3 separate regions of the Homo sapiens genome follow, and regions 1 and 3 are each linked to region 2. A link is a contact called in ENCODE Hi-C or POLR2A ChIA-PET data. All regions are on one chromosome and are shown on one strand. Each heading gives the region's core, a stretch centred on a gene start or an enhancer-like site at or near the end of the contact. The rest is flanking DNA. Distances are from core to core; before and after follow the strand shown. Region 1 overlaps TMEM8B (transmembrane protein 8B). Region 2 overlaps GLIPR2 (GLI pathogenesis related 2). Region 3 holds the start of RGP1 (RGP1 partner of RAB6A GEF complex).

What was found. Hi-C counts contacts between places; a loop is a spot of excess contacts on that map. ChIA-PET counts read pairs that join two places held with the same protein, here RNA polymerase II (POLR2A). Pooled maps may share reads with other maps.
Region 1: a loop to region 2 is called in a map with no recorded cell type, with 4 times the contacts of the local background. The contact joins two enhancer-like sites. A Hi-C loop is called at or near these places in 3 of 37 single-sample maps with no recorded cell type and 3 of 50 pooled maps.
Region 3: a pooled map shows a loop between it and region 2 (2.5-fold over the local background). The contact joins the promoter of RGP1 here to the enhancer-like site in region 2. A Hi-C loop is called at or near these places in 1 of 37 single-sample maps with no recorded cell type and 7 of 50 pooled maps. POLR2A ChIA-PET finds 5 or more read pairs at or near these places in 3 of 52 experiments (OCI-LY7, PC-3 and activated naive CD4-positive, alpha-beta T cell).

The regions. Positions count from the first base shown.
Region 1 is chr9:35,846,299-35,850,076 of GRCh38, forward strand. TMEM8B (transmembrane protein 8B) reads left to right here. Exons shown (of 13, transcript NM_001042590.4): 8 at 1-83; 9 at 171-313; 10 at 519-697. Among named protein-coding and RNA genes, the nearest start is that of TMEM8B, 19 kb to the left of the region's middle. RefSeq lists enhancers at 78-953, 1,747-1,886, 2,077-2,146, 2,177-2,296. Within about 2 kb of position 1,978, at least 7 of the 41 ENCODE cell types and tissues checked have a DNase peak (open chromatin) inside an H3K27ac peak, as active enhancers do.
Region 2 is chr9:36,150,076-36,153,905 of GRCh38, forward strand. GLIPR2 (GLI pathogenesis related 2) reads left to right here. Exons shown (of 5, transcript NM_022343.4): 4 at 797-874. Among named protein-coding and RNA genes, the nearest start is that of GLIPR2, 15 kb to the left of the region's middle. Within about 2 kb of position 1,921, at least 22 of the 41 ENCODE cell types and tissues checked have a DNase peak (open chromatin) inside an H3K27ac peak, as active enhancers do; they include OCI-LY7, where a contact is called at or near this core.
Region 3 is chr9:35,748,025-35,751,482 of GRCh38, forward strand. It overlaps RGP1 (RGP1 partner of RAB6A GEF complex), which reads left to right and starts at 1,263. Exons shown (of 9, transcript NM_001080496.3): 1 at 1,263-1,384; 2 at 1,713-1,847; 3 at 2,219-2,355; 4 at 2,634-2,717; 5 at 2,816-2,965; 6 at 3,242-3,388. The coding sequence starts at 1,732. GBA2 (glucosylceramidase beta 2) reads right to left here and starts at 1,204. Exons shown (of 17, transcript NM_020944.3): 1 at 322-1,204. The coding sequence starts at 680. RefSeq lists silencers at 903-1,302, 1,423-1,472, 1,503-1,552.

The DNA of each region.
Region 1 (3,778 bases), core at 728-3,227, 300 kb before region 2:
AGGGTTGCCAGGCTGCGAATCCCATTCCCGCAGACGGGGACCTGGTTCCTGGCCCTCCGCTCCCTGTGCGGGGTGGGGCCTCGGTGAGCGGTGCGGGGCGGGGCCAGGGCTGGGACCGGGACTTGGCGGGGGTGGCCCGGGGCCCCAGGTGACTGCGAGTTTGTGCGCAGGTTCGTGCGGTGCCGCAACGCGACGGCCGAGGTGCGGATGCGCACCTTCCTGTCCCCATGCGTGGACGACTGCGGGCCCTACGGCCAGTGCAAGCTGCTGCGCACACACAATTATCTGTACGCAGCCTGCGAGTGCAAGGCCGGTGAGCAGGCTGGCGAGGGAGCGGGCTGCGGTGGACTGGAGGTGGACCTGCTGGGCCTGTGGGCAGGCGGCGGGAGTAGGGGAGTGCGCAGCCTGAATTGGGGACGGGTTTGGCAGAGCCGGGGTGAGACCACCCTCCACAAGCTGTGGCGTAGGCCCATAGCTGCCGTCTGTTCTCTTCCATTCTGTGCCTTCCCCACCCGCAGGGTGGAGAGGCTGGGGCTGCACCGACAGTGCAGATGCGCTCACCTATGGATTCCAGCTGCTGTCCACACTCCTGCTCTGCCTGAGCAACCTCATGTTTCTGCCACCTGTGGTCCTGGCCATTCGGAGTCGATATGTGCTGGAAGCTGCAGTCTACACCTTCACCATGTTCTTCTCCACGGTATGCGGTGGTGTCTGCATCTTATCACTGGGTGCTTGTGCATGGTGGTGGGTCACAGTCTGTATTTCCACCACGTTCTCCGAGGGTTTGGGAATGTCTGTGCCTTCACTGTGTCTTCTACAGACAGAGACAGCAGTGCTTCCCAAACTGTCATGCATAGATAATGGTCATTTTTGTAAGACACATTGGAGTAAATGAACAAAACTGTTTGCAACTTAATAAAGTAAGTTTGGGCCTCCAGCTGTTCCACACTCTGTCCACCCTGAGGGCTGAGGGGACCTTTACTCAAATCATGGGCCAAGAAACTGGCCTAAAGTATGGATTTGTGTCTGCACAGTCACCATGTTCTCTGTATGGGGGCAGGAAATCTATGCTTTCCCCCACACCTCTGCACACAGTGTCTTCATCTTCACCACATTCTTCCATGATATGAGAGCTAGCTAGCTACTCTGAGCTCCCCTTCTCCGTCGCACTGGGGACCTGCACATCGTTAGCACGTTCGTTCCTGTGGTCTGAAATGGCGTTCCCATTCAGTCACCATGCCACCTTGATTTCTCATGAGAACTTTGGAAAGATAGAGGGGATCTCTCTATTGGGGGATTATAGGACAATCTGACTCTCAGAGTCCTGAGAAGCTTTACAGACTCAACTATGTCCTGAGGCATTGTCGGAAGTGGCAGTGTCATATCACATCCCAGCTCAAAGGAGTGCATTTTGATGAAGATTAATATAGTTTAAAACCCCTCCATTCCCATTGCAGAATTGCCACAATCTCTTTCCTGTGTTTTCCTCACTCCTCCATAATCAGAAAAGTTCATTATAAGCAAGCGTCCAGAAACTATAAGGAAAGGTAGAGAAGTGAGCCTGCTAATGTTACTTAACCCCCAAGTAGACTTTTTACCCCTGAAGTGTCACATCTGGGAATCTTTTCAACTCATCTCTAGGCTCTTGGCACCATGTGACATGCATGTGAGCACTGCAAAAACTCTTAGATGGTTTCAGACTGCTCAGGCCTTGTCAGCAAGGATATCACAGAAAGCAAGACAGGCCTTCCTGGCATCCTGCATTACTAGGTCAGACATATGTCTAAATTAGAAAAATCATAGTTCTCATCTGGGAGAAAGCAGGGGCAAATGTGCTGAAACTGAGGGGCCTGGGTCCTCCTGGAGATTCATCCAGAGATGAGGAAGAAGAGTCTGCAACCATGCTGCAGAGAGAGATCTTGGCCCTTTAAGCTGGGTGAGAAGCATATACCCCAGTTTTGCTTGATTGGCCCCTTTTTAGGCCTGCCCCCACAGTGCCTCATTCTATTTTTATGTTAGACACTGTTTCTCTTTCGTATTGCCAGATGCCCTTTCTACTGTGGCTCACCAAATCCTCCAGCAACAGCTGTTCTACCAGCCCACTCTCGGCTACATGCAGATCGAATGTGATTCATAATTAGTAAGAATACCTAAGTGTGTCAGGAGCCTGAAGCATGTAGGGAGAGCATATTCACTCTCTGGACTTGACACAAGTATCCTGATTGGCTCCAGAGTGTTCAGTGCTAGATGACTCTTCCTTATCTGGATACAGTGGCTGTCAGCCTGAAAAGACCTTCCCTGTAGCAGGAGTACTAGGAGAGCCTCAAGTGCCTGGCACCACATAAAAAGCTCCCGGTTTCTTTCTTTGTTTTTTTTCTTTTTTTTTTTTTTTTTGAGACAGAGTCTTGCTGTGTTGCCCAGGCTGGAGTGCAGTGGCGCGATCTTAGCTCACTGCAACCTCCGCCTCCCAGGTTCAAGCGATTCTCCTGCCTCAGCCTCCTGAGTAGCTGGGACTACAGGCGCATGCCACCACACCTAGCTAATTTTTGTATTTTTAGTAGAGACAGGATTTCACCATGTTGGCCAAGTTGGTCTCGATCTCCTGACCTCGTGAACCACCCACCTTGGCCTCCCAAAGTGCTGGGATTACTGGTGTGAGCCACTGCGCCGGGCCAAAATCTCACATTTTCTTAAATAAGGCAATAAGGAAAAGCTACTGGCTTTGAGTTGTTGCCTAAAGTCCTGCTCTCACTCCTGTTCTTTTCCACATGGGCCAGAACATAAAACTATGTTTTCTGTTTTCCCTGCAGGTTCTCTGTGGTCCCTCCTTGCCATTCGTAGACTTATTTCATTCTGCAGCAGTGTCCATTTAAGGACCCATTGGTCAAATTGCAGTTGTCAGTACTAGGACAGGAGATAACAGTCCTCTTCCTTGTCTTCAAATAATCCAGGACAGTCTACACTTGGGAGTAGTAATCCATTCTTATCTGGAACATAGGAGCAGACAGTAGGTTTATAATTCAGGAGTTTACAGATGTAAAATATGTTTTGAAAAAACAAAAACAGGCCACAAACTTAGCATTTGATTTTTGTATATAGGCAAACAATTCAGATAATGATTACAACAAAATGACATACACTGAATATGTGCTGTTTCAGACACTGCTAATTTAATCCTCACAATAGTACTGTTATAGTTGATACATGCTTTTATTCTTGTCATCCTTTTTTTGTAGATAAGGGAAAGTTAAATATTTTGCCTGAGGTAGAAGGTGAGTATCTACCTTAGAATCTGGGTGAGCCTGACTCCAGATCCCTCACATGTAACAGATGATATTGCTCCCTTTGCACCAGGGCAGTGAGCATGCATTGATATGCTTTTAACCCAACTTCAGTTTCTCTTAAGTCCTGGAGTATGTAGAAAAAGGCATGGCCCCAGTTTAGTAGTTCTCACCAAATTCTTAAAAGATAAGAGCCGATCAAGAGATCTGAAAATACAACTAAGCCAAATATAAGAAACCATCAGGACAAAGATATCAAACATTTTAATTGTGCAACTTGAACCCGTACTGTTCAAACTGTGTATCCATCACAGTGCTCCTTGAATCCTTGTAATTAGATCTCAGAAGACCCAGACAGAGCTGGCATTCTGGGGCTGTGCAGGTGTCCTTGCTGATTGCTGGCATCCTGGCTACAAGCCCACCTTCTCATTACGCCTTATATCCCTCAGACCATCCCAGGTCATTCTCACTGTCTCTTGGCAAAATCCCATAACTGT
Region 2 (3,830 bases), core at 671-3,170:
TCCTCCAGAGACAGACACAGTTGGTCTGAGGAAGGACCCAGGCATTAGTATTTGTTAAATGCTCTCCAGGTGAGGCTGATGTGTGGAACATGGATCAGCAGTAGCATCTGGAAGCAGAAATGCAGAATCCTAGGTCCCTCTGTAGACCTACTGAATCAGAATCTGCCCATTAACAAGATTCTTGCACACATTTGAGACTGACTGCTCTGAGGTCCCCGCTCCTGGCTCTGGCCCGGAGAGCAGCAGCTCCCAGGGAAACGCCTGCCCATATCAACACGTGTGGGGACAGTGGATGCCCCAGGTGAGGTCCCTCCTGCCCACAGTGGAGATCCGTGGCTTACCAGCCTGATTGTCTTTCCAAATATGGATGTTTCAAGAGCTGCAAATGGGGTGAGATGACAGTATAGTCTCCTAGAAACTCGGAGCATCATCAGAAGGCCCTTGCAGTACATTGCATTCAACCTTTTCATTGTACAGAGGCCCAGAGAGGGAAGGCTTTGCCCAGGATTACACAGCAAGTCAGTGTGTATGGGTTGTGGGGGATAGGTGCAGATTCCCTGACCCCAGGCCAGTGCTCTTCCCAGCCCCCCAGAAGGCCCACTCTTCAGCCTGGCCATGCTCATGGGCAGGAGTCCCTGAGTCTGCAAAGCAGCGTCCAGGATGTGTCAGCTGACTGGGGCTTTCTCAGATGTCTAATTGCCGCATTGGTGGCTTGGGGCTGATGGGAGAAAATGCAGGGAATAGGGAGTGGGTGGATTTTGTGGCTGAGTTTTAGAACAATGTCATTTCCACACAGGAAAGGAGGTGGCTGATAGATGGTACAGTGAAATCAAGAACTATAACTTCCAGCAGCCTGGCTTCACCTCGGGGACTGGTGAGTGGCAGGGTCTCACCAGTGGCCTGGCCCTGGGCAGCAATGCAGGTTGGGTGTCTGACTTCAGGGAGGAACCAGCCCTCTAAAAAAATCAATCCTTTCCTTCCTGTTTAATCTCTTCCATATTTCTCTGGCTTGACCTTGACCACAGACCAAAGCTCTCCTTTCCGCATTACATCCCCAGCTTCCCCATGCTACATGCTCTGCTCCCTCTGAGGGCCACCAGCTGGTGAATCCTGCCCCACCAGCTCAGAGCTCTTCCCATTCATGGAGTGTGTCATAGGAGACTGGATTTCCAAAGCTGCATGGAGCTTCATTCCTGAACTGGTCACCCTGTGTCTAGTCTTGTTTTCTGCAATCCATCCTGCTCTCCAGCAGCCTCAATACTTCTAAAATTGTCCCTGCCCCTGGTGCTCTCCTGATCCAACTGCCATGGCTCCCTGGGGCCATCAGGAGAAGGCTCAAGCTGCTGGCACTCCTCCTTCCACACCCCACACCCTTCCCCACCCTTGCGGCCTCCCTGGCTTTCTCCCTTCCCCTTTCTGCACTAGTTTGCAGTTCAGGAGCTTGGGGTGCAGAGAACCTGGATCTAGTCTTAGCTCTGGCACCCTTTGCTGTGTGGACTTGAGTCAATTCCTGTCCCCTCTTCCCAGGGGAGAGGGAGAAGGTGGCTTCTAAGGGATATCCTGAGAGCCGGTGACTCAAGTGCAGGGAGGAACCTTCTGTGGGTCCATGTTCCCTTCTCAAAGGCTTCCCTTGACGAAAGCTCCGGGTGGCCACCCTGTGCCCCGGGGTCCCTCTGGGCAGCCGCCCTGTGCCCTGGGCTCCCCCTGCCTTTTGCTGGGCTCACCAGGCTCCTTGTCTTTCCTCAAAACCGACTCAGGCGTCTGGGGCCCAGGATGGTGTTAGAAGTGGGTGGGAGTTTCTCTGACCAGAAGGTGCCAGGAAAACAGAAAAAGGGACTCTCTGCCCACCTCGTTCCTCCTACCCCACCTGTTCCACCCACAAGTAGAGCCTTGCGGCCTTCCACCCTCTAGAGGGGTGCTCCAGAAGCAGGAAGTGACACGTTCTCAGCGCCAGTCACCGTTTCCTGTGGTTTGCTGCCCGCCCTTCTGGGTGGGGGTTTCTGCAACCATGTTGCATTGCATTGTTCCTGGGACTCTGGGGCAGAGGCAGAAGCATCTGCTGAGGCATTCCTCCTCTCCATTAACCCCTGCAGGACTCCAGGCTGGGCTGGCAGGGCTTTGAGTGTGAATAGGTGATTCTGGGGCAAGGATACCTAAGGGTGTGGGGAGGGAGCAGTAACAAGCTCCTGCTATTGATTAAGGATGTGTAGGCAGGACCTTGTCTTCTTTTAATAGAGATGGTGTCCAGAAGACTTCTTATTTCATAGCTTCTGGATTTGCTTTTCCCATGAGCAAGATTCTTCAGCAATCGGACATGTGTCCGAGCAAGTTATTAACTAGCACTCTGCGTGTGTGTGTGCGCACCACGTGGTAATTAGAAAGTGCCTCCATGGGCTGGGTGCGGTGGCTCACACCTGTAATCCTAGCACTTTGGGAGGCCGAGGTGGGTGGATCACCTGAGGTCAGGAGTTCAAGATTAGCCCGGCCAACATGGTGAAACCCCGTCTCTACTAAAAATACAAAAATTAGCTGGGCATGATGGTGCATGCCTGTAATCCCAGCTACTCGGGAGGCTGAGGCAGGAGAATCACTTGAACCCGGGAGGTGGAGGTTGCAGTGAGCCGAGATCATGCCTTTGCACTCCAGCCTGGGCAATAAGAGCAAAACTCTGTCTCAAAAAAAAAAAAAAAAAAAAAAAAAGGTGCCTCCACTGCCACGTAAGCATCAGGATACCATTTGAAAGTAGGGTTTGGCCAGGCGCAGTAGCTCATGCCTGTCATCCCAAAACTTTGGGAGGCCAAGGCAGGCGAATCACTTGAGGTCAAGAGCAAGACAGGCCTGGCCAACATGGTGAAATCCTGTCTCTACTGAAAGTGCAAAAAAAAAAAAAAAAAAAAAAAAAAAAAGCCAGGTGTGGTGACAGGTGTCTGTAATCCCAGCTACTCAGGAGGCTGAAGCAGGAGAATCACTTGAATCTGGGAGGCAGAGGTTGCCGTGAGCGGAGATCGCCCACTCCAGCCTGGGCAACAAGGGCGAGACTCTGTCTCAAAAAAAAAAAAAAAAAAAAGAAAGTAGGGCTTTATTCTACCCATTTTGAAGAGGAAGAAACTGAGGCCTAGAAAAGGGAAGCAGCCTTTCTCATGCCTTCCGTCCCTGATCTGATGCTTTTTCCAGCACTCCCACTCCAAAACAGGAATCTCACAAGAGTCAGAGCCCAACTTTCCATGATCACTGACTACTCGTTTCACTCATTGCCCTACTGTCCCCACCCCTAAAGAGGAAAATCCCAGAGCGGCCAGCCCTTGTGCTATTCCAGATACCAACAGGCAGTGCCTGGGGGCAGCCAGAGCCTGATCCTAAGACAGGAGTGAGATTTTGGGTGGTGTCATAATGGGGGCTTGCAGGACCCTTAAAGATCTTCATGCCCATCCTGCCTCAGCCTCCCCCAGACCCTGTCTGCAACTCCTCCTTGCTGCATCTCTGTTCATGGATTCCCTGACCTGAGTCCTTGTTGTAGGTGAAAGAGCCTTTGAAATACCCTTTGGCCAGGTGCGGTGGCTCACACCTGTAATCCCTGTACTTTGTGAAGCCGAGGCAGGCAGATCACTTGAGGTCAGGAGTTCAAGATCAGCCTGGCCAACATGGTGAAACCCCGTCTCTACTAAAAATACAAAAATTAGCCGGGTGTGGTGATGCGTGCCTGTAATCTCAGCTGCTCGGGATGCTAAGACACAAGAACTGCTTGAACCCTGGAGGCGGAGGTTGTGGTGAGCCAAGATCTCGCCACTGCACTCCAGCCTGGGTGACAGAGGAGTGAGACTGTCTCCAAA
Region 3 (3,458 bases), core at 13-2,512, 400 kb before region 2:
CACAAAGTATAGCTAATCCCAAAGGGAAGTCATTGGAAACCAGTATGTGAGAAGAGCCTGAATGGGAAAGGCTGATTGCATGACCAAATGTTCCTACCCTTTCCTTCTGAAAAGACAAAACACTGGGAGGGAAGGGTGTTGCAAAGAGATGTGACCTGGTCTCACGGTCCAAAACCACAGGCCTAAAATATGCCAGGGATAGGGACCGCTTCACTCAGACAAGAAGCCCAACTGCTTTCTTGCCCTTTCCCACCTCTGCTAGAAGTTTTGAGCTGGAACAAAGTGAAGCCAAAGGCATTCTAGGCAATGGGGTCTACTCACCTCAAGCCCATGCCTATATGCTTTATCATGTTGCTTAGGGAGACGTTGTTAGCTTGAAAGGGTTTCCTCTTCTCTGTAAACTCATGAGCCAGACAGATGCGCCAGCCAAAGGGAGGCACCTGGTAGCCCATAGCTTTACCCTCATAGGAAACCATCAGCTGCCCAGAGTCCTCCGGATTGCAGCAGTCCGTCTCTTTTGGGGGTCGGCTGTCTTCGGGACTCTTACAGTCTGTAACCTGCACATCCTTGGTGCCGCCAGTCTCTTCAGGGCAATAAACTTGTGGATCCTCTTTGGCACAGCTTATCTGCTCCGAGGCTGGGACGCCGGTTCCCATGTTCCCTGGATCCTGGGTCCCCATGACCTCGATGGCGCCAAGTCCCGAGCCCTCGGATACTAAGTATCTCGCCAGCCTATTCCAGATGCGGGCGCCGGTCGTTGTTAGGTATCGTCCCGGAGGGCCGGGCGTTGGGGAAAGCTTAAATGAGCTGGTGTTTCAGTGGAGCCGGGGAGCTCTTGCTTCAGTGGGGGCGGCGACAGCAAAGAAGCCGCCTTGGGCTCTCCTTCGGTTGTCTCTGTAGGTCCTGGACGGGAAGGGTCGGGCCTCGTCGTCATTGAGCCGACGATTAGCTCGCCCGGCCAAAGGGCGACTGGGCCCGCAGAGAGGGGAGGAGCCGCGGGGCCAGCCCACCAGGCACCGCCCCGGGACGGGCCCGCAAGGCACCGCCCCCGGGACCTCGGCCCGGCCCCTGGGCCACGGCACCGGGTCCCCCAGGATTGGGCGCCAGGTCCCGCCGGCCGGCTCCGGGGCAGCGCCCGCGCCCAGGTGCCAGCCCGTGGGAAGGTGACCCTGGGCGCCGGGATGACCCGAGCCCTTTCCGGTCTGGCCTGCCGGGCGCTTCCGGCCGGAAGGGACTCCGCGGAGGGTGGGGGACCGAAGGGAAGTCCCGCCTCTACCGCCCAGCGGACGCCGCCGCCGCCGCCGCCGCCGCGTACCTAGCCAGGTCCCTGAGGGGCGGGCAGATGAGGCCTAGGGGTGCCGATCCCTAGTGTCGACTATGCGAGGTGACTAGCGGCGGTGATCTTGGGCTGGGACGTGGAACTTTGAGGAAAGGGGGAGCGGAGGCCAGTTTGGGAACTCCGCGGGGGTGCCCAGGGAGAAGAACCCGTCGCACAGGGGCTGGGGTCTAGGGCCCAGAGCGATGTCCTCCCCCTGGGCAGTACTGAGTCTTCAGTCGCCTCCCTCCCACCCGCCTACCCCTCCTATATCCAGGAGCTCCCTCGGGCACCACGGTGCTGACCACCCCTGTCCTCAGCCCTCAGCCCTAGGTGCTCACCGCAACGCCCCTCCCTGTCAAGGTGCTGACCTCCGCCCCGCCTTGTTTCCTTCTAGATCTGATTCCGGAGCTGCCATGATTGAAGTGGTAGCAGAGCTCAGCCGGGGTCCTGTATTTTTGGCTGGGGAGGCGCTGGAGTGTGTAGTGACCGTCACCAACCCCCTTCCGCCCACGGCCACTTCTGCATCCAGGTGGGGATGCTGGCACTGAAGGTGGTGGCCCTTCTGGGAAGAAGCCAGATTATCTCTGGGGCTGAGGCAGAGCTCAGGTTGTCCTGTAGCGACACCACCTCCTCTTGCTCACTGTGCTGTCATTGTAGGAGAGGGCTCTTTAACAGAAGATGTGGATGACATAGCTGTACGCTTTCCTTCCCCTCCCCCGTTCCCCTTTTTACGCACAGTCTGCTACTCTTTATTTAATGGTTTCTCTTTGGGATTGTGGATTTCCTGATCACTAGGACAGCCATCTAACCTTGTTGGTTAAGATGGTGTGATAGGGAGCTTGGGAAAGCATTTGTGAGGTCAGGAACTACCTCTGATGCCTCCTTTTCCTTTTCCCACAGTGAGGCCCTGGCCTGGGCCAGTGCCCAAATCCACTGCCAGTTCCATGCCAGTGAGAGTCGAGTAGCACTGCCTCCTCCTGACTCTAGTCAGCCAGATGTCCAGCCCGACAGCCAGACTGTCTTTCTGCCACACCGAGGTTAGAGAGGGGCATTTGCCTGGGAGAGGGGGGGTGCGGAGGGTGTGTGTGGAGGCATTGTCACCCATGGGTGAAGTTGTTAATTGTTCTTGTTCTTATAGTCCCTGTCATGCTGGGGATGTTGGGGAGCATGACTATTGCTTTAGGGGTAGAAGACTATTCCCATTTCACAGCAGGGACGGAGGGCCTGGCAGCCTTTCACTATCTCCACTTGCCGTGCTAGTCTTGTTCAGTACTGGACAATGGGTCATTAAATTAGTCATTTTTACCTTTTTCAGGTGAGAGGGGCCAGTGTATCCTTTCTACTCCACCGAAAATTCTATTCTGTGACCTGAGGCTTGATCCTGGAGAGTCCAAATCATGTGAGTGATTGTCCCCATCCCTGAATTGCCTTCTAAGTCTCCTGGAGGGAGGACTCCTCTGGTGCCTCTGGCTGTCCTGACAACTACTTCCCAACCAGACTCCTACAGTGAAGTGCTGCCCATAGAGGGACCACCCTCCTTTCGGGGTCAGTCAGTCAAGTACGTCTACAAACTGACCATTGGCTGCCAGCGTGTCAACTCCCCTATCACTTTACTCAGAGTCCCTCTGAGGGTTCTTGTGCTGACTGGTAAGCAAGGGCTCCTGGAGGGAAGGGCTGGGGAAGGGCGATGCCAAAGCAGAAATTGTCTTAGAGGGCTTGCAAGAGGGACTGCAGGGAAACTTCCTGGTCTCAGTGACAGTGCTAGGGAGTTGGGAAGGGAGGGAGGGTTCTGGAGATAGAGATGTAAACCTCAGCCCTGGCACCCCTTACCTTTAGCCATCTCATGTTAGAATCTAAAACCCTAACCTCTACTCTCATCTCCGTTCCCTCTCAGCATTACCTCTCCACTCATTCTTTCTCTAGGCCTTCAGGATGTCCGGTTTCCCCAGGATGAGGCTGTAGCCCCATCCAGTCCATTCTTGGAGGAGGATGAAGGTGGGAAGAAAGATTCATGGCTAGCTGAGCTGGCTGGGGAACGCCTAATGGCTGCCACATCCTGCCGCAGCCTCCGTGAGAATTCTTTCAGAATTGTCCTACCCCATCCTTCCCCTCATTGTTTTCCCATCTCAGAGACAGTCTC